Linked DNA regions of Mus musculus: all the other regions are linked to region 4. Evidence: chromatin loops called from intact Hi-C (ENCODE). Cell type or tissue: left cerebral cortex. All regions are shown on one strand.

The links. A loop is a pair of places that touch in the nucleus more often than their neighbours do. Peaks named below come from ENCODE experiments on the same cell type or tissue, not always from the same donor. Only the 100,000 strongest peaks of a DNase experiment are listed, where the experiment ranks them.
Region 1: a loop joins it to region 4, with 2.0 times the contacts of the local background. A loop is called at or near these places in 13 of 42 quality-filtered maps.
Region 2: it touches region 4 in a loop (3-fold over the local background); 9 of 42 quality-filtered maps call a loop at or near these places.
Region 3: a loop joins it to region 4, with 2.8 times the contacts of the local background. A loop is called at or near these places in 6 of 42 quality-filtered maps.

What each region holds. Positions count from the first base shown.
Region 1 is chr11:74,768,583-74,773,582 of GRCm38, forward strand. Mettl16 (methyltransferase like 16) reads left to right here and starts at 2,281. Exons shown (of 10, transcript NM_026197.3): 1 at 2,281-2,402; 2 at 4,940-5,000. The coding sequence starts at 4,940. In left cerebral cortex, no CTCF peak of the experiment used is centred here; a DNase peak (open chromatin) is centred at 2,241; H3K4me3 peaks cover 1,484 bases; H3K27ac peaks cover 1,035 bases.
Region 2 is chr11:74,647,223-74,652,222 of GRCm38, forward strand. Cluh (clustered mitochondria (cluA/CLU1) homolog) reads left to right here and starts at 2,282. Exons shown (of 26, transcript NM_001081158.3): 1 at 2,282-2,472. The coding sequence starts at 2,373. In left cerebral cortex, no CTCF peak of the experiment used is centred here; DNase peaks (open chromatin) are centred at 2,156 and 2,656; H3K4me3 peaks cover 2,324 bases; H3K27ac peaks cover 1,526 bases.
Region 3 is chr11:74,631,688-74,636,687 of GRCm38, forward strand. It overlaps Ccdc92b (coiled-coil domain containing 92B), which reads left to right. Exons shown (of 4, transcript NM_001013784.1): 3 at 3,554-3,601. Among named protein-coding and RNA genes, the nearest start is that of Gm50590, 13 kb to the left of the region's middle. In left cerebral cortex, a CTCF peak has its summit at 2,975 (motif pointing right); a DNase peak (open chromatin) is centred at 2,981.
Region 4 is chr11:74,721,865-74,726,864 of GRCm38, forward strand. It overlaps Pafah1b1 (platelet-activating factor acetylhydrolase, isoform 1b, subunit 1), which reads right to left and starts at 2,520. Exons shown (of 11, transcript NM_013625.4): 1 at 2,135-2,520. In left cerebral cortex, CTCF peaks have their summits at 780 and 2,851 (motif pointing left); DNase peaks (open chromatin) are centred at 2,007 and 2,528; H3K4me3 peaks cover 3,517 bases; H3K27ac peaks cover 3,388 bases.

The sequences.
Region 1 (5,000 bases), 47 kb after region 4:
CTTGTGTGCCAGAGACAATGGGTCCCCTGCAGCTGGAATTACAGACAGGTCTGAGCTGTCCCATGGGTCCTGGAAATTGACTCTGGGTCCTTTGGAAGAGCAGACAGCGCTCATAACTGTGGAGCCACCTCTGCAGCCCCATTTTTCTAAAATATCTATTTTATTTTGAATTATATGTGTGTCTCTGTGTTCTGGTATATGCATGTGAGTATGGTGTCTGAGGAGGCAAGAAGAGGGTGTCAGACACCCTGGAGTGTCAGATACCGTGGAATGTGAGTTATAGGTGACTGTGAGCCACCTACCCACATCCACAAATCTATCAGGGTTTTTTTTTTCAAATCTTCAGTTACAAAAATCTTTAAACACTAATTTGTGTGAGTGTATGGCATAGGCGTGCATGTACACATTTGTGGAAACCAGAAGAGGCCATTGAATGGCCTCTATCGTTGTCTCCCTACTCCTTTGAGGCAAAGTCTGTCTGTGAGCGTGCAGCTTATACTTTTCTTTTCTTTAACGAATAAGCCCCAGGTGTGCCTTGCTCCTTATGTGGAGACTGGGGTCCAAATTCTGGTCTTCATGATTGTCCATCAAGTGTCTCGACAGCCCACATTTTATGGCTATGCTAATTTATCTACCCATAAATCTACACATCTATCTACCCATAAATCTATACATCTATCATAAATCTATACATCTATCTATCTATCTATCTATCCATAAATCTATACATCTATCTACCCATAAATCAATCTATCTATCTATCTATCTATCTATCTATCTATCTATCTATCTATCTATCTATCTATCTCTTCTTTGTGGTGTTAGTTTACACAGGCCTTTGCATTCTACCACTGATCTAGTGGTACACTGCCGCTTTGGCTTTTTGAGCAAGGTCTCATGTAGACCAGGGTGGCCTGGAACTTGATAGACAGTATAGGATGAACTCATACTCCAGCTTCAATATCCCAAATGCTTGGATTTACAGGCCTATAACACCATACTTAGGGTTAAATGAAGGAAAAATTGGGGGTAGGGCAATTGGGGGGGTATTAGCATAGCTAATAAAGTAGCCAAGGTCAGTGTGGTCTTGGTCCTGTTCTGCTTGGTCTGCAAGGTGGAGGGAAGCAACTGGGCTCCCTGAAGACAACTGTTCCTTCTGCAGCACATAGCTTCGTCTATGCAGGTAATTGCCCTCAGTGAGTACAGAGGAGGCATTCCCGTCCTTTGAGGCCTAGCATTGCTCTATAAAAGTATTTCTTGATCAGTCCTACTGTTCCAGGAATTCCAGGTGACTGACACAGACAATCTGAAAACACCCTTTGGCCAATCTGGAACAGAACATCGTACAAAACTGACAACGAAATGCCTATTGGTGGGGAGGCAGAGGCATTTCTGAGTTCAGATTTCTGAGTTCAAGGCCAGCCTGGTCTACAAAGTGAGTGCCAGGACAGCCAGGGCTACACAGAGAAACCCTGTCTCGAGCAAACAAACAAACAAACAAACGCACGCCAGGATTTTATCCTTTTGCTTCGTGAGTCCAGATTCAATGCTTTTTTTAGCCAAATCAGTTTCTTTAAAAAAAAAAAATAGAATTTAAAAAGAGGTTTACCTTTATGTGTATGGCTGTTTGCCTCCATGTTTGTGCACCACGTGCACGTGTGCCTTCCAGAGGGCACTTAGGGACTAGAGTTACAGCTGGTTTCGAGTCACCATATTGGGGCTGGGACTCGAACCTGGGTCTTTTGTTAGGGTAGCCATTTCCCCGTCCCCTATCCCACCCAAAACAGTTTCTAAGTACCAGTTATTTACCCATCTCACAGGTTTATCTGTAACTACTGTGTCATCACACAGATTTGCTGTGCACTTAAGTGTTAATTGCCATCAAACCCATCTAGCCTTCCTATTTCCTGTCCAAGACTAGATTTAGTACTATTTAGTAAGGCTGGGGAGAGCTGAAGAAAGCTACATTCAAAACAAAGGAAAACAAACGTTTACAACTTGGTGGGGTAGCCCATCCCTGTAATCCCAGCACCCAGAAAGGCCAGGGGAGGAGGGTAGTTCCAAGTTCCTGGCCGGGCTCCATCACATAGCTGCATGCCAGCGGACTAGTGAGGTCTTCTCCATCCGCTAACCTAAGAAGACTCCCGGCCGACCACACCCCCAAACCTGGGTGAAAACTCACCGCCGTCTCCAAGTATCGCGATAGTTCCTTCTTTCTTTAGGCTAAGTCAAAAGTCTCGCGAGAGTAGTCTGTCCAGTCACGGCGCGGATTGGCTGCGCAAGATGGCGGCGCGCTTGGAGCGTAGCATCTGCGTTTCCAGGAGCTTGGCTGTGTGAGTGGTGTGGGCTTGGTGATTGCGGGCCTGTCCGCACTCCGTCCGCCTGCTCCATTGGCCTGCGAGGTGCGTGGTTCAAAAATCTCTTATCCGGTTGCGCACAAGGATCGCCTAAGAAGCGGCTCACCTGCTTTTCTCCTCCGGTTCTCGGATCCTTGGGGGCTTACCGCTGGGTCAGAAGCCGGGGACCCGGGCGGGTGTGCGCGAAGGCCGGCGGTAGGTGGGAGGAGCTGGAGGAGAGATGGCCTCGTCCCTCGCCTAGGCCAATGCTTAGAGAGCGCTGAAACCCAGGGGAAGAAGGTGTGGATGAGCCGGGGAAGTGGCGGAGGAGAAGTCAAGTTTGTGAGGTGGGGGCGTGAAGAGAAAACGGAAGTGTTGGGGTCTAGGTGGGAGACATCTGTTGAGTTTTCTGTTCCTCCTAAAAACTTAAAAAAAACAAACCCACAAAACAGTTTGTAGGTGTAGGTGTTTTGCCAGCCTGGACGTCTGTGCAGCACGTGCACAGTGCAGGCAGAGGCCAGAAGAGGGTTGTGTCATGGCACTAGGTGAGCAGCCATACGGGTGCTGGGAATCGAGCCCTGGTCCTTTGGAAGACCAGCTGGTGCTCTTGAACGCTGGTCTGTCTCTATTGCCTCCATAGTTTGACATCATAAAAGCCAAATTTAGAGTATCCTATAAGCTTCAGTTTTAGAAGAAATGATGTGTGAAGAGATAAAGGCCAAGAGAAACCCAGGAAACATGAAGTTTTAAAGAGGAAAGAAGGCTGGCCTAGAGGTCTTTTGGGTTTTGGACTCGCTCCGATGAGCCTTTTTTTGTTATTGTTGAGACTCAACTGGGCTGCCCATTCAGAAAGAGAATGCTGTGTGTGTCTCACACAGATGGAAAGTATTTCATAGTTATTTCCTTTATTTTCTTTGGTGTTGATGACTGAGCCCAGGCCTTGCACGTGCTAGACACATGCTCTGTCACTCGGAGCTAGATCTCCTGGTGACTTCATATTCTTCCCAGTCAACCAACAGTTGAGTGCCTCCCCTTACAGGCCCTATTTTGAGTATTGGGGTACAGCAGGGAACAAATATGTTCCCTCATGAAGTTTACTGGTAGGGAAGGTTTTTTTTTTAATTAAAGCAAATGTGTGGGGAATGCCAAGTGAGTAAATTTCAAAGACAGAAGGTGGGCGGGAGGCTGGAGAGATGGCTCAGTGGTTAAGAGCACTGACTCTTCTTCCTGAGGTCCTGAGTTCAATTCCCAGCACCCACATGGTGGCTCATGACCATCTGTAATGGGGTCTTATGCCCTCTTCTGCTGTGTCTGAAGACAGCTACAGTGTACTCATATACAAAAAATAAATAAAAGCTTAAAAAAAAGAAAAATAAAGTGTGCGTTCCAGTCACTGAATGTTTTAGTGACTTGCTCAAGAAGATATAAATAAGATGGCATTTGACCAAAGGCTTAAAGGTGGGGATATGTTCAGTGTCTGTACACTTCACTGGGGAGTGTAAGCCATGCCACCTGAGCGGCAGCAAGTGCCAGTCCAGTGTGGTGGTGCAAGCTGGAATCACAGCACTCAGAGGACATGGGATTCTAGACTACTAGCCTTGCCTACAGAGTGGGTTCCCAGTGAGCCTGGGCTACTGGAGACCTTGTCTAACAGCAAGAACAAAAAGACAAGTACAGCTAGTCCTGAGGCACTTGATTGGGCAATGGCTCTTAGGCCAGTGTGGGAGGAACAGAGTAAACTGGTGCTAGCAGACATTCACTTAACTTTGAGGAATGGGGTGGATAGGCAGATAGAAATCCAGAAGTTAGTCATCTCGGGTGTAGCAGTCCTTGATAGAGCACATGTGAGATACTGTGTTAAATTCCCAGTTGAAAAAAATTTTTTTAACAAAAGTTAAAGAATCAAACGGAGTGACTTTGTTGAGTATGTCTGTTATGACCTGAATGGATAGTGTAGAAAAATGAACGGAATTGGCCAAGGTTGTAATTGAACTTGGGTCACATGTTCAGAGTACGTGCCTGTAAACTCTGTCCTCTTTAATGTGCTGCAGAGTCCTAGTGCATCAGTATCTCTTGGACTTGTTAGAGAAGGGCCTACTTTTTGTCCGGCATTACATGGAAGAAAACCATTACCCTCTGATATTCTTGGGGCCTGGGGACTGCCCTTGGTTTATGCTTTTTACTCCTATGTCTGTAAGGGGCATTTGAATATTAGGGAATTAAAACTGCTATATAGTGAGCGTCTACCATTTTGTATGTGTGTGTGTGTAATCCTGGAGACTGAACCCAGGGCCTTGAGCATTGTGGGCAAGTGCTCTGCTAATAGCAATATCCCCTTAAGGGGTGGGCCAGCAAACTGGACTTACTTTGCTGCTATTTGTGTGTGTTTGTTTCTGAGGCAGGGTCTCGCATTGTAGCCAGACTGGCTGTGTAACCCAGACTTGTTACAAGCTTCTGCTGATCCTGCCTCTGCTTCTCCAGTACCGGTGTTACCAGCATGAGTGTTTTCCCCCAGCGCGGCCCCCCCTCCCCTGTGCTTTTGGCACTAAATATGCTGGTTTCCTCTTTATCTTTCTTACATCTCTTCTTCCCTCTCTTTAAAGATGGCTCTAAGCAAATCAATGCATGCAAGAAATAGATACAAGGACAAACCACCTGACTTCG
Region 2 (5,000 bases), 75 kb before region 4:
TCTCCACCCAGAAGCACTCAAGGTGTGCCCTGAACACTCAGACAGTCTTGCAGCCTTGCACAGGACATTGCTTGGAGCTTTCCAGGTCAGCAACTGCACACACACACACACACACACACACACACACACACACATACTCACTCACTCACTCACTCACTCACTCACTCATATACACATGTGCGTACATGCCATATATACATACATATAATTAAAAGTAAAAACAAAAGCACAGGGCTCAGTTAGTAAAGTACAAAGCCAGGCATAAGGATAGTCCCCTACAATTCCAGCACCCAAGATGGAAACTGGAGAATTCCTCAGATTTGTTAGCTAGCCAGCCAGCTTAGCTAACTGCTGAGCTCCAAGTTCAGTGAGAGTGTGAGAGAGACCTTACTTTAAGAAATAAGGTGAGGTGAAGGACATGCACTCACTCACACACACACACACACACACACACACACACACACACACACACACAATAAAAATGTAGTAAAGGCAAGAACACACAAACATGTATCTACACACAGCAAAACACCTGAGATTCAGCAAGATGATAGTGATTTGCTCAAGTTCACTACAAGAGACAGGTACGGGTTCCTAGGGACTGACTTCCAGTCCACTTCGATGTCAGGTCCACACACACCTTGCTTGCCTGCCTTTTGTTTGTTTGTTTGTTTGTCTGTTTGTTTGTTGTGTGTTTTCTTGAGACTGGGTCTAGCCAGGAAGCCCAGGCTAACCTTAAACCCTTTATATTCTCTCCTTGCCTTCTGAGTGCTGGGATGACGGATGGAAACACTGAGCCAGGTTCCTGCTGCCTGATTTCTATGTGCACCCAGCAATAAGGTCTTGGTCATTCTTCCAACTTCCTTGTGCAATAGCCTGAAATCACTTCTCCTTAGTCCTGCTCAGTTCTCCTTTGCCCTCACATAACAGTCAAGAGGATCTTTCTGACACATACATTTCTCTCCTCCCTCTCCCTTCAATGGAGGGTTCCTTCTTCTTTTGGCTTCAGTTCTCATCATCACATGTGCTCTAGGGGCAAACTGAACTTCCTATGTATTCTATTCTGACAGTGTGTTACTATGTAGCCCAAGCTGGTCTCCAAATTCAGGTCCTCCAGCCTTTACCTATCAAGAACTGGGATTGCAGGCCCTTGTGGTCACACTAGATCTCTAAAAGGAAAGCAGATTTAACTTTCCTTTGCAATGTATACAAGGGTGTATGTAGACCGCTCCCATCTCAGCCTCAGATTGCCAGGGTCCATTAAATCCTAGCAAGTGTAAAGACTGTGTTTAGTGTTTCACAAAGGGCTTTTCCACCTGTGCATGGAAGGCTTACCCTGTCCCCTCTCTGCCTGAACATAACTGTCTGGATAGACCTGGTTTCAATATCACCTGAGACTAGGGTTGTCTCTCAGCAGTAGACACCTTTACCATGCCAGAGGTCCTGAATTTAATACTCAGTAGGGCACACACAAGAAAAGTACCCCCCCTCCCCCAGCAATCATGGACCTCACTCCTTATTCCCCACCCAACCAAAAGAACTGAAAAATAGATAACAACTATAGTAAGGATCTATTTATTGGTCTAAATCTGAACTTGTTCTGTGACTTTGGCCCTCATTGTCCTTCACTGTAAACCAAGATAGTGGCCTGGAAGTGAGTGAGTGTGTGTGTGTTTTACACAGATAGGGGAGGAGCCCATGGTGCTGAGTCCAAGTTTTCATAGTCTGTTTCTGACACTTTATGCATATTTGCAACCTGCACACCTTCCTCAATAATCCACACTTGATCTTAGCCAAAAGGCCTAGAAGCGATCTTCCTCAATAATCCAAATACACTCTAGACCCTTCCCTTCAGTAGGAAAGAGCCCACTCGGTGAGGAGGATACAGAGGGTCGTGATAACAAAGCTGCTTTAGAACGACGCGGTCTTTTGGCAGATGCTCAATAAGAAGCAGAGGGTCATTGGGGGAGGGGGAATAGGGAGCGAAGGCAGTCCTAGACAAGTCTCCACCCAAGGTCACGGCGCCCGCCCAACGGGCGGCGAACCTAGGAAACGTCTCCCGGAAGCCCCGCCTCACCAGGGGGCCGAGGCCTCTCCCCTTTGAGCCCGGACGCGTTGCCTTTAAGGCTTTGAAAGAGTCACTGAATCTGTGAACTGACTACGGAGTGCTCGGTGTTTTGTCCCTCGTCGTCTGCCGTGGGCAGGCCGGGCGCGAGGGCGGGGTAGGGGAGCGGCGGCGGGGTCAAAGGCTAAAGCGCGCACCACGTGGGCCGGTGACTCCGTCCTTCCCGCAGCGGCCGTGGCGCGCAGGGCACTTGGGTTAGTGGCGCGGCGTGCGGCGCGGACAGGCGAGCCGGACGCCTGCTCCCGCCATGGTCATCAAGACGGACGAGTTGCCGGCGGCCGCCCCGGCCGACAGCGCCCGGGAGCACGGCTCGCAGGCCGGCGGCAAGGGGCGGCCGAACGCGGCTGGTGAGTGAGTGGGCCGGGGGCAGGGACAGCTGGGCTAGAGCCCGGGCCGAGTCCGGCCGGAGGGCTCGGGACTCGGTGGGAACAACCGTCTTCCCTCCGCGTCAGTGTGGGCGGTGCACTGGGCCGCCCCCGCCCTGAAGGTCACCTTCAGTGGCACCCCCGGCTACGGCCTGGACTTCGCACGTGGGGACCGTGGAAGGGCATCCACGGCGGACACACTCGCGCAAGATCGCGGGGACACGTGCGCGCACACGCGGTTTGGTTTCAGGGTGCGCCGCCGCCGCAGACCGATGGAATCGGCGGCCCCACCCCCTCCGCGCCCCTGCTTGGGGAGCTCTTGGGGCTGGGGGCAGTGACACTTGCGGCCCTGCCACCTTCTGGTTCTCTTGTCCTAGACGTTCCTGTGCGGCAGAGCTGCAGCACTGTGAGTGAGGCTCAGTTTGGAGCTGCCCAAACTTGGACTATGGGAAGAGCGCAAGTTGGGGTGTGTGTGTGTGTGTGTTATTGGGGTGGGTTGTCTCTGGTACATTCTTAGAGACAAGGGCTTAACCCCAAGTCATCAGGCTGTGGTCTCAATTCTTTTAGTTACTGGCCTCCACTTGATCAGGGGTTTGGGGTCCTGCCTGTGTGTGGGCAAAGCCTAGCTGTTTGTCAGGGGGAGGTGTTTGTGCCTGAACTTGATCATTAACCTGCCTTATTGCGAAAAGTGGGTCAGACTAGAGCTGCTGTTTTTTTAAGGCAAAGGTCATTAGTGTGGAGTGGAGCGCCCAGCTCTCCCCCGTGGGGGCTGTGTGGTGGTGGCTTTGGGAGTGGCAGAGGCTTGTCTAGGGGTGGGGCCTACTTCTCTTGTACTTAGCCTGTGCCCTTTCTGTTAGTTTTTTACCAAGTCTCAGGCTCCAGCCTTGAAACTGGAAACCCCTTCCTAGGGCCTCCTCACTTTTCCTCAGAGCCAGCCTGGTCCTTTCTACCCAGGATGCCAGTGAGTGCAGACCCTCTTTATCTCTCTTTTCCTCAGCTCATCTCCTTATTCTTCCCAGCTCCGGTGAGCAGACTAAGGCTAACACGGGAGTAAGGATGGCCCTAATGGGCCTAGCACTTGCTAGACTGTTATCCATCACAGTGGACTTACCTTGCCCAAGACAAGGCCTGAGTTGTACCCAAGCACAAGAAGTGCTGAAAAATGTCGTGGCTCTGAATCCATGGGCAGGCTGGGTAAGAGAAGGTTAGAGCTGCCTGTTTCCCCTCCATCAAAGAGATCTGAAGAGATATGAAGCAGCTTGTCCAAGGTCATAGTGATTTCATTGTCCAGGGAAGCATTTGGATTTCCAGTTTACGGCTAGCATGCCAAGTCTACCCCAGCCCAGCCTAGAGGAAGCTGAGGTGGGCATGCTGGGTTATTATGTATGTGATTCAGGGGATTTAGGAACTGGAATGGTAGTGGAGGATTTTTGATGAATGAAGCTCCCTTAACTATATGCTAAGGGACTCTTGGGTGTGTGTGTGTGTCAGGGGGTGCTGGGTTGGGGTCAGAGCATAGTTCTTCATCTTGGGGACACACAGGACTTTCTACTTGGTAGGATCTTGGCTTCTGTGTCCCAGAAAACTGGTATAGATAACAGACTATCCGGCCATCTTGGATCTGTTCAAAAGAAGAAAGACATAAATGGAGCCTGTGTCGTGTTTGTCCTGCTCCCCCTGCCCTCCCCCACCCATCTGCTATCCCATGGTAAGGTTTCTGCATGGGTATCAAAGTGTAGCCCCTGACCCACAGCCCCTCTTTCTAGAGCTCTCCAGTACCTTTGAGGAGGCGATCGAGGCAGGCCAGGGACAGTTACCTTAAGAATAAAGTAACTTTTAGGGGTTAAGAGAACAGGCAGGTTTTTCAAGTTCACAGTGGTGTGTCAGGTTCCTTCTGTACAGGGGAGGGCTCCCTGAGTTGGGCGTGGAAACTGAAGGGGACTTGGCAGACGAGGGGAGAATTTAGGGGCTTATAAGCTCTCCAGCAGGATCTTAAAGCTCTTTTTGGGTGGTGTCTGAGAAGACACTTGGACCTTGAAGACCTATTTCTGGTCTGGGGAAACAGGAAGGAGGCAAGCAGGATCTTCCATAAGCTGTCTCTCTGCCTCTGTCCTCTTGTCTTGAAGCCCTGGGTTCAAGGATGGGGCAGTGTATCTTTTGGAGTTCGACTTCCTGTTCTGCCCCTACCTGCTGATTCCTTAGCTAGGGTGTGGCCTGGCCCTGGCATAGTCTCTGAAGATGCTGTCAGACTGGAGTGGCATACAGAGACTACTTGTGGTTACTCAGACCCCTTTGTAACTCCTGCCTGTGACCATCTCTGGCTAGGGGAGTGCTGTCTAGGCCTAGGAAGGCTGTGTGTTGTCTTTCCGCTCGGATCTCTCCTAGAGACTGTAGGTGGAGGTTAGCAGTGTACTAAGTGCCATTTAGGCAGTTAGTCCCATTCTGCAGAGGATTGCCTTTTTATTTCACTTCCCTAAAACCTAGGTCTTCAAAGACCTCTAGGATCTGAG
Region 3 (5,000 bases), 90 kb before region 4:
TTTGTTTTTGTTTTTTTTTTTTTAATTTTGTTTTGTTTTGTTTTTTTGAGACAGGATTTCTCTGTGTTGTCCTGGCAGTCCTGGAACTCACTTTGTAGACCAGGCTGGCCTCGAACTCAGAAATCCACCTGCCTCTGCCTCCCAAGTGCTCTGATTAAAAGATTGCACCCCAGACCCAGTTTTTGATTATGAAAGTGATAAACCAAGACCCAGGGGGAAAACATCATACAATACATGTTAGTGCCACAGCCAGGATTAAAACCAGCACTGTGCCACTTTCTGATTGTGCTCTATCTGTCCTTTGCCCAGAGGCCTAGAAGGCTTCAGGGACCCCACTGGCTTCTCATGGTAACACAGAACATAAGCAGCCTGGCCTCAGCCTCTTTGCACATGCAGATCCCGTTGCCGTATTCTAAGATAGGCTCCTGGCCATCTGACCACCCAGTGACAGGATGGCCCTATAGGCCGCTCTTTCATCACAGTGACAGTATCAGAGGAAAACAGACTAAAAATCTTACTGCAGATCCTCTCTTTTCTTCTCAACTTTCCCTGATTCTAAGAACCTGGTCCTTCCGTTCTGGACACAGGATAGTTCCCATGACAACATAACAGGCGGGATCAGAGGGCCTTACAGTCCCCCCAACTGTCAAGTGAGTCTAGGCTCAAGCCTCCTGGTTATTGATTAAGGAGATAAAAATAACTCTGGTCTTGTCTGGAACTGCCACTCTGGGGGCTGAGATGACCGAATCAGGCCCTCCTTCTAGTAGGGAGGGGCAGGGAAAGCAGGGGAATTGGGGACAGAGACTGAAGGAGGACCCAGGAGGCCAGGCTGCCTGGAAAACAAGTAAAGATAAAGAAGATGGAGCCAGGTGGTGATGGTGCATCCCTTTAATCCCAGCACTTGGGAGGTAGAGGCAGGCAGTCTTTAAATCTGGTTTACAAAGCAAGTTCCAAGACAGCCAGGGCTACCCAGAGAAACCCTGTCTCAAACAAACAAAACAAAAAAAGATAAAGAACGTGAGATTTGGAGGTAAGAGTAAGTTCCATGGGCTGTGGGGACAGCCTGGACAATGATAAGTGCCCTGTGCTTTAATTGCTGGTCTAGCCCTGGCTAAATCCTCTATTTCTTTTCTTCTCATTGCATTCTGGCACCAGTCCCATGTAAGAGAGATGCTGTTTTGCTCCCATTTTCCAAAAGAAAAAACTAAGGTTCAGAGGAGTATCCTTGCTGGCCAGGGTCCTACCATGAATTGCTTTCATAGAGTATTCATAGAATCTACAAGGACTCACATTAGAAGATGGATGGAGAAAGGTGGGAGAAACCAGTGTGGTGGCTCACACCCTTCCTCTCAGCATTCAGAAGGCAGAGGCTGGATGAACTCTGTGAGTTTGAGGCTGGACTGGTCTATACAGTGAGTTCCAGAACAGCCACGGCTATGCAATAAGATCCCATCTTAGCCGGGCAGTGGTGGCGCACGCCTTAATCCCAGCACTCGGGAGGCGGATTTCTGAGTTCGAGGCCAGCCTGGTCTACAGAGTGAGTTCCAGGACAGTCAGGGCTGCCAGAGAAACCCTGCCTCAAAAAAACAAACAAACAAACAAACAAAAAAATCCCATCTTGTCTTAGTTAGGGTTTTACTGCTGTGAAAACACCCCATGACCAAGGCAAATCTTACAAAGGACATTTAATTTGGGCTAGCTTACAGGTTCTGAGGTTAAGTCCATTATCATCAAGGTGGGAACATGGCAGCATCCAGACAGGCATGATACAGGAGGCGCTGAGAGTTCTTCATCTTCATCTGAAGGCTGCTAGCAGAATACTGACCTCCAAGCAGCTAGGATGAGGGTCTTAAAGCCCACACCCACAGTGACACACCTACCTCAACATGGCCACACCTACTCCAACAAGGCCACTCCCTGGGCAAAGCATATTCAAACCATAACACATCTCAAAAAAAGAAAAAAAATGGGGGAGTGGGTCCTACTTGGGGTTCTGTCTCCAAATCTTAAGCCCTGTGGTTAATGGTTGAAAGAAAACCGCCCTAGAGAAGTTAGTGGCAAAGCCAAGGTCCCTTAGGCCATTTCATAGGCCTTGGAGGAAGGGCAAGTTGGTCCCCAAGAGTCCTAAGGGTAGAGGCATCAGAGGGCTCCCAGTGGCCCCAGGGAGAAGGTTCAGGCTCCGGCCATAGCTAAGGTACTCTCTTGTGTCCCAGCAACAAGTGGCCTCCCCAGAGAATACAGTTCTAGCAAACTCTGGTCCCTAAGAGCATTTTGAGGATAGAGGAAGGGTAGGCCAAGGGCACAAGCCTGACTGTAGGTATGCTGGGCACTACTCCCAGAGATGTGCCACTTTCTTCGGGCTCGAAACTTTATCCCTGGGGGGCTGGAGAAATGGCTCAGCAGTTAAGAGCACTGATTGCTCTTCCAGAGGTCCTGAGTTCAATTCCCAGCAACCACATGGTGACTCACAACCATCTGTAATGAAATCTGATACCCTCTTCTGGTGTGTCTGAAGACAGCTACAGTTTATTCATCACATAAAATAAATAATTCTTTAAAAAAAAAAAAAAAAAAAAAAACACCTTTATCCCTGAAGGTACATGCAAGTGCTCCTAGTAGGCCCTCTTGACTCCCGGCTCCCTGCTGTCCTTTTCCCTGCATACTATCCCCAGTCATGTCCAAACTGGAACCCAGAGCAGAAGTTCTAAGCATCTGTCTGTCACTGAGCTGTAAACCCCTGAACCCTTGTTGTTCTAAGCTCTGGGAGTTGGGGCTGAAAATTGCTATCACACAGTTGCTCTGAGAGATGAGGCATTGGGGGCACCAAAGAATAAGTATAAGGAAAATAAGTTCTTTTTGGGTGCCCAGGAAGAACTTGTTCCTATGCCAGAGACCTTGGTGATGGCATTCCTTAGCTTGGTGCCCCTGAGGAGCCCCTCCCCTGCAACACCAAACCAAAGGCTGGTATATTGTCCACCACTAGATGGCACTGTTCTCCTTGAGCCCTTCTTGCCTGGTGGTCAAATGGGGTTTGGGAAACTACAGAGATCTTCAGGCGGTAATACAAGTACAATCCTGGCCATGAAATTAGTGTCACATGAATAGCTCCTGCCTATTTCTGTTGCCTCCTAAGCATTTCTTGGCATTGTGGCATTCATCAGTCAACTAAGCTTGCATGAGCCACGACCCTGTGTTTACAAGAGTCCTCCACAACCATCTAAACTGGCGTCATATCATCCCTTAAAACAGGCAAATACTCCCTCATCCCCAAAACAAGACAGGCTCTTCTGTCCACAGAGGTGGTCTCTGTTCCCCATCCTAGGAACAAAACCTTTGCTGGAAAGATCCCTGGGCCTAGAAACCCAGGCCTAGGCTCTGCCTTTAGTAGGGCTCTTTCCCTGGCTGGGATGTAAGGTAGTTGTTGTAGGTAGTTGTAGGCGGTGGTGTAGTTGATGCCTATGGATCTGTTCTTCTTTAATGGAGTTCTGATTTTTTTATCTGACATGCACACCTACTTGTGCACACACAAACTCCTCTATTCTCTCTTCCCTAGAGCTGACCCACGACCTGGAGATGAGAGAGGTCCAGTCTCACCAACAAGGTAAGAAAAATAGCTCTGGGCTGTGGCGGGAGGCACAGAAGGTTGAGTTTCTGCAAGCACTCTTTTTTTTTTTTTAAGATTTATTTATTTATATGTAAGTACACTGTAGCTGTCTTCAGACACTCCAGAAGAAGGAGTCAGATCTCATTAGAATGGTTGTGAGCCACCATGTGGTTGCTGGGATTTGAACTCCAGACCTTCGGAGAGCAGTCGGGTGCTCTTACTCACTGAGCCATCTCACCAGCCCTCTCCAAGCACTCTTAAAATGTCTTATATATTAGTATGGAATGGGACACATGGAAGCCTGAGAGTTTCTGGGAGTCAGTCAGCTCTCTGCTTCTAACAGTTGGGTCCCAGGGATCAAACTCAGGTCTTCAGACTTGACAGCAAGCACCTTTACCTGCTGAGCCCTCTTGCTGGACCACATTTGACTACTCACTATGTTGTCAAGGATGGCCTTGAACTCTGCAACTTCCTGCCTTTGCCTCCAAGAGCAAAAAAGGAAGCTGCCCAACACTGACCTCTGGCTTCCACAGTGACACAACAAACATAAACATATACACACACTGCACACACATACAAACACATAAATGACATAATGAAATTTTAAAAGATTTTTAAGTCTCACTTGGGCCGGGCATGTGCTACACATCTTTAATCCCAGCACTCAGGAGGCAGAGGCAGACAGATCTGTAAATTGTAGGCCAGCCTGGTTTACGAAATAAATTCCAATATATCCGGGGCTACATAAAAGACCCTGTCTCAAAACAAAAATGAGGAGGTGCTGTAGCAGTACTGAGTGACAAGATTAGGTCCAGATTTAATGTAGGAAAGAAGAACGTCAGCTGGGAGACCTGGAGCTGGGTCGTCGGGCTACCTCCATGTTCTAGCAGTCTTCAGAGGACTCTGGTAGAATCGCTCAAGAGAGGCAGAGGGGTGCCTGAGGCTTCAAACAGTTTCTTCATCATACTATATCAAATTCAAGGCCAGCCTCAACTACCCAATGACACCCTGGGACCATCTGTTTTGTGTTGAGATACTGCCTCACTCTGGAGTCCCAAATGGCCTAGAAATTACTGTGTAGAGCAGGTTAGCTTCAAGTTCATGACCATTCTCCGGCCTCAGCCTCCCAAGTGCTGATATTACAATCATAAACCACTATGTGGGTGCCAGAAGAATTCATAAGAATTAACAGAAACCTGGACATGAGGGTGCACGCCTTTAGTCCCAGCAGGTCACCGGAAGAGACAAGAGGATCTAGGTGAGCTCCAGGCTAGCCTGGTTTATATAGCAAGTTCCAGGCCAGCCAGTGCTTTATAGTGAAGTCATTGTTTCAGGAGGGAGGAGGGAAGGAAGGGAGAAAGGGAGGGACAGAGGGAGGGAGGGAGGGAGGGAGGGA
Region 4 (5,000 bases):
AGCCAGAGCATATGTGGAGTTTTTTTAATACATGCACACACATGGACAGTAAGTACTTGTTTCAGAGCAAGGATACTGCCTTTATTCCAATTACTCAATGCCCTTCTTGAAGAAGAAAAAAAAAAGGTAGAAAAACTGAGATTCTAAGATCCACTATAGAGAAATGCCTTAATTGTCCCTACAATTAATACTGAATAACCTTACAATCATTAAGGATGAGAAAAAAACCCAGTGAAAGGGCAACTGAGCATTTCACAGCTTTGCTGGCGCACCCTTACTCCACCCAGTCCTCTCGGCTCAATGGCTGCTTATAGCAGCCACAAATATTAGCCCATTTTTAAGGGGGTGGGAGGATGTACCAAAACAGGGTATGCTCTGTCAAAACCAACATATGCACAAATATTTTGCGAAAAAACTGGTTTCCTTTCTGACTCTTAAAATTATATATACCAGCAGCTTTAAATATATTACAGAAAATCCTTCCCTCTGAAATCAAACAATGATCTTTTAAATAGACCGTGAAGGAGTAAATTACTCTAAATTCATATTCTGTGTTAATAAAAAAACACAATTTGTAACTGCCAATTATTTGCACAACTATGTCCTGAAAGACACATATTAGAAATAAAAGCTTGCTAAAGCCTTAATACCAAATCAAATTTTAAAGTTAAAGCTTTTAATGTAAATTCAGCATAGTATTACTAGCATATCCAACTAAGAATATTCCTAATTAAGGGATTGAATCCTGCAGCAATCAAGCTCTACTGCAGGGGGAAACACAGCAAACAACTGCTGTGGCAAAATGAAGAGAGAAGACAATATTACTGGCATGAGGCCCAAACAAAGTCTCCACCATCCCACCCCCAGAAAAGAAATTTCACACAAAACAAGCCAACCCAACAAAAAGAGAATTGCTAAAATGACCTTTATGTTACTGGATCTTTTAAAGGTTGTGAATCTTTAGGAGGGTGTGTTTGAAATTAAAGGTAAGAAAAGCAGTAATTTTATTTTCTCCCAATTGTCTCTTAAAGGGGGGGGGGGGTGAGGAGGAGGTATCCTTGACATGACATCGCCCATTGAGAATGAGACCACAAATCTGGTACTCTTCAAAGGCACAATTTCTTAGCCAAAAATACTGATAGGAATTACACCCAAACCCAACCTCAACAGAAAATTTCCTGCGCTCCTCCCAAGGAGTTTCTTGCTAAGTCACTGGAAAAAGCAGGCAGGATAACAAATAAAGCCAGGCACCTTGCTTTCTCCTATCTCAAGACTGAAATTCTTTCCTCTTGGGAGACGAAATCAGCCCACCGTCTCAAAAAAACATTTTCTCACCTGGGAGGCTAGAGAGGGTAAATAGTCACAGCGTTTCCTAATGGAGTGGAGAGATGGGATGAAGGGAATGATCGAGAACCTGGGAGCTCAGTGTTAGCAACGTCAAAAGACAACTCCCGTGCGAGGAGTCAGTAGCAAAAAGGAAAATCCTGCCCGATTCGGTGGGTGGATGCTGCAGATCTTTACTGAATGCAGAGGCTGGACCACCACCGCACCGGGGGGCCGAGGGCCTGAGCGGCGGGCCATCCTCCCCGGGTCCACCCTCAACCTAAGGACAAGCGGAGAACCCGACGCCTGGAAGGCCTGGTAGCTGCTGGAGCCCCGGCGGCGAGTCGCCAGCCAAGGAGGGGTGGGGACTGCGGGTTCGCTTCCGCGGCCCAGGAGGGCTGAGCCCTTTCCCCAAGATCAGAGAGCGACCTGCTATCCACGCCCTTCCCACCCAAGAATACTTTTCTTGCTAAGTCACGGCGGCAGGAGGGCGATGCCGCCCGAGAGGCCACGGCTTGAACCCTCAGCAGCCTGAGTAGCCCACTGCCAGGGTCGGAGGAACCGGAGCCAGGGCAGCGCCCTCCCAGGCCAGGGCCCCCTCCTCGGTGCCTCTCACTCAACGGCCGTCGCGGCCGCCATTTTGAGAGCGAGGAGAGGAGAAGAAGAAGGAGGAGGCAGCGGCGGCAGGGGGAGGGGAGAATGGGAGGGAGGGGACCGGCGCAGCCACATCGTCAGGCCGCCGGCCCGGCCCGCAGCCACCCGAGCGCGATGGAAGAGACAGAGGGGAGGGCGCAGAGCGTCGCCGCCTTACCGGAGCGCTGCACCACCGCCTCCGCAGGGCCTCTTCCGTCCTTCACTCCCATCCACCAGCGGGGGAGGGGGAGGGAGAGGGAAGGGAGGAAGGAGGGAGGGAGGGAGGGAGGGGGAGGATGGCGCGCTGGGCCCGGTCCCGGGGAGGGGGAGGGGAGGGCCGCGGGCGGGCTCCTCGGCCGTTCCGGGGCTCGAGCCCTAGCCCAGCGTTCGCTCGTCCTCTCGCTCGCGCCTGAGCGCTCCCCTCCGGGTCCTCCTCGCTCCCTGGACTCTCGGCTCGCTGCTCCTTCGCTCCCTCACTCGCTATCTCGGCCGCCGGACTCCGCCGCCGCCCCGCCGCTCCAGCTCCGTCTGTCACAGGAGCTGCCCCAACGCCCTGACGTCACCGCGCCGCCGCCGCCCCAGACCCGCCAGGAAGAGGGAGGGGAGCGGAGGGCCCGCGGCGCATGCGCGGGCCGGGCCTGGGCCTGGGCCTGGGCCTGGGCCGCGCGCCCTTCCGCAGGGTGAGCTGGCGGCTGTACCCGAGCCGACCGGCGAGCTTGCGTCCCGTCCGCGGCTTTTCTCGCTTCTGCCCCCTGATCCCTTGGGAAGCTTCCCTTTTGCTCTAAACTGCCTGACGGCTGGCGTCCATCACGACTCTTGCTCTGCCTCAGCGGTCACTGCGCTGTCCCGGCGGACCGCGGGTACCCGGTGCACTGGCATTTCGGCCCCTGCTGGCTAGAGCAGGAGCCAAGCCAGGATGCTTCCTTTCTGCCTTAGCCTGTGGGATTATTCCCCATCCCCCACCTACCCACCCACCCAAAAGGACCAAAGTAAATTGGTGGGCTTGGGCAGAAGAGCTGTTGAGGTTAAAAGGCAGATGGATTGCCTTGTGTTCCTTTCTGGTACAGATTTTTAATCGGAAGGAATCGCCTGTAGATGTGATTCAGCTATTCTTTTCCTTAGTCACATGTATTCATCAGAGATTCTGGAAACTGAAATCCACAGAAAGACCTGGAACTTTATTCTCTACAAGACATGTCTGTGTTTTATTATATTATGAATTGTATATTGATGACAAATCTGGGGGGATTTGATGTCAATTTATTCCACAAAGAGACACTTGATTTTTGAAAGGGAAGGTTTGGGGCTCTGAATTATTCAATATAGGATATTTAAGTATTGAATGAGATTACTTCATTATCCACTTGTGTTTTCCAGCACTGAGGCTTAACTGATTCTATTGCGTCCCTCGATGAAGGTAAATACTGTAAAAATCACTTGGGAAGCTGCAGAGTTAATGTCTCCAGTATGAATCCTGGTGTCACCACTGGGAATGTGACCTTGACTAAATTATCATATCTCTTTTTGGCCTCAGTATCAGTATAAAATAAACCCAGTAGCCAAACAAAGTGGCACATGGCACGTAGCCCAAGCTACTCAGGAGGCAGGAGACCAGCAAGAGCCCAGAAGTTCTCTGCAAGCCTCAGGAGCATCCTTTTTATAAAAAACAAAAAACAATGATGATAGTAATAAACAAGCTAGGGTGACTCACATCTGTAATGCTAACACTGAGGAGACGGAGGCAGGAGACTTGCCACGAGTTTGAAGCCAGCATGGTGTATATAGTAAGACCCTATCTTAAAATAATGATTTAAAGCTGGACATGGTGTTTTAATATCAGCACTTTGGAGGCAGAGACAGGTGGATCTTTCCAAGTTCAAGAGCCTTCTCTACCCAGTGAATTCCAGGACAGACAACTACATAGAGAAACCCTGTCTCCAAGAATAAATAATAATGGAGCAAACCTTGGGTGGAAGGAAGCACACATCCCTTATTCCAGCATGGAATGGCTGAAGAATGAGGATCACAAGTTTAAGGGCTACCTGGAAAACTCAAATGTTTTTAAATTTATCACTTTTAAAAGGGTGAAGAGACAGCTCAGTAGGAGAGTACTTGCTGAGAGAAAGAAAAGAAAACATTATAGAATTGACATAGCTGTGAGGCTTTGTGAGATTAGATGTTGCATGGGTTAAGGCCTGAGGTTTGATGTGTAACTCATGTAACCATTACTATCTAGTACCAAAGCCAGGCTCTTTGTATTGGGATGGGCTATCTTTATCCCTAGAAATTTTTTTAAAAAACATAAACCAATGACCTTAAGGGATTAGTTCTTTTTTTTTTTTTCTTCATCAACACAAGAAACTAAATCAAATAATCTTTAAAAGGTTATGTCCAGAGTTTCAGTTTTTGGATTCTATAGTCAAAACTATGGACAGCATGAGACAGAGGCTTGATCCTATCACTTATATCCAAAAGCAGCCAAGAAACATTCATTAAATTAAATTGTCCCTGATTCTCCCTGATTCTAAGAATTCACCCACCTCTCATATTTTATCTTTTGAAATATTTAATATTGCCTGGTATCTTGTTTAATATTTAATCAGATGAGTGAATAAGTTCTTTTGGGTTTTTTTTTTTTAATGAATGCTCTAAAAGTCAACAAAATTGCTTGGAAGCACATTGATAAACACCAACTTAATACAAGTAGGTAGCCTTAACTCGCATAAGCCTTGAGATCACATGCTTTTATGTATAGAAAAAAATGTAAGACCTAGATTGTACAATTATGTCCTAAAATAAGTAAAGATTTTATTTTTGTAGCAATCCTTCAAAAAAGCAGTAAGTCTCCTTTGGGGGAAGATATAACATTTTTCTCCCTGGATTATAATTTTTCTGAACAGATTATATGCTTAAGTTGACATGAAGCAAGTGTGTTACAGTTCTGTGCGTTTTCAGTTAGTTGCTAACACTGTATATCCACTTTGACAAATACTTGTCTAATGAAAATGGAGAATTAAGACATCTGTGCCATCAATCATAGTTCA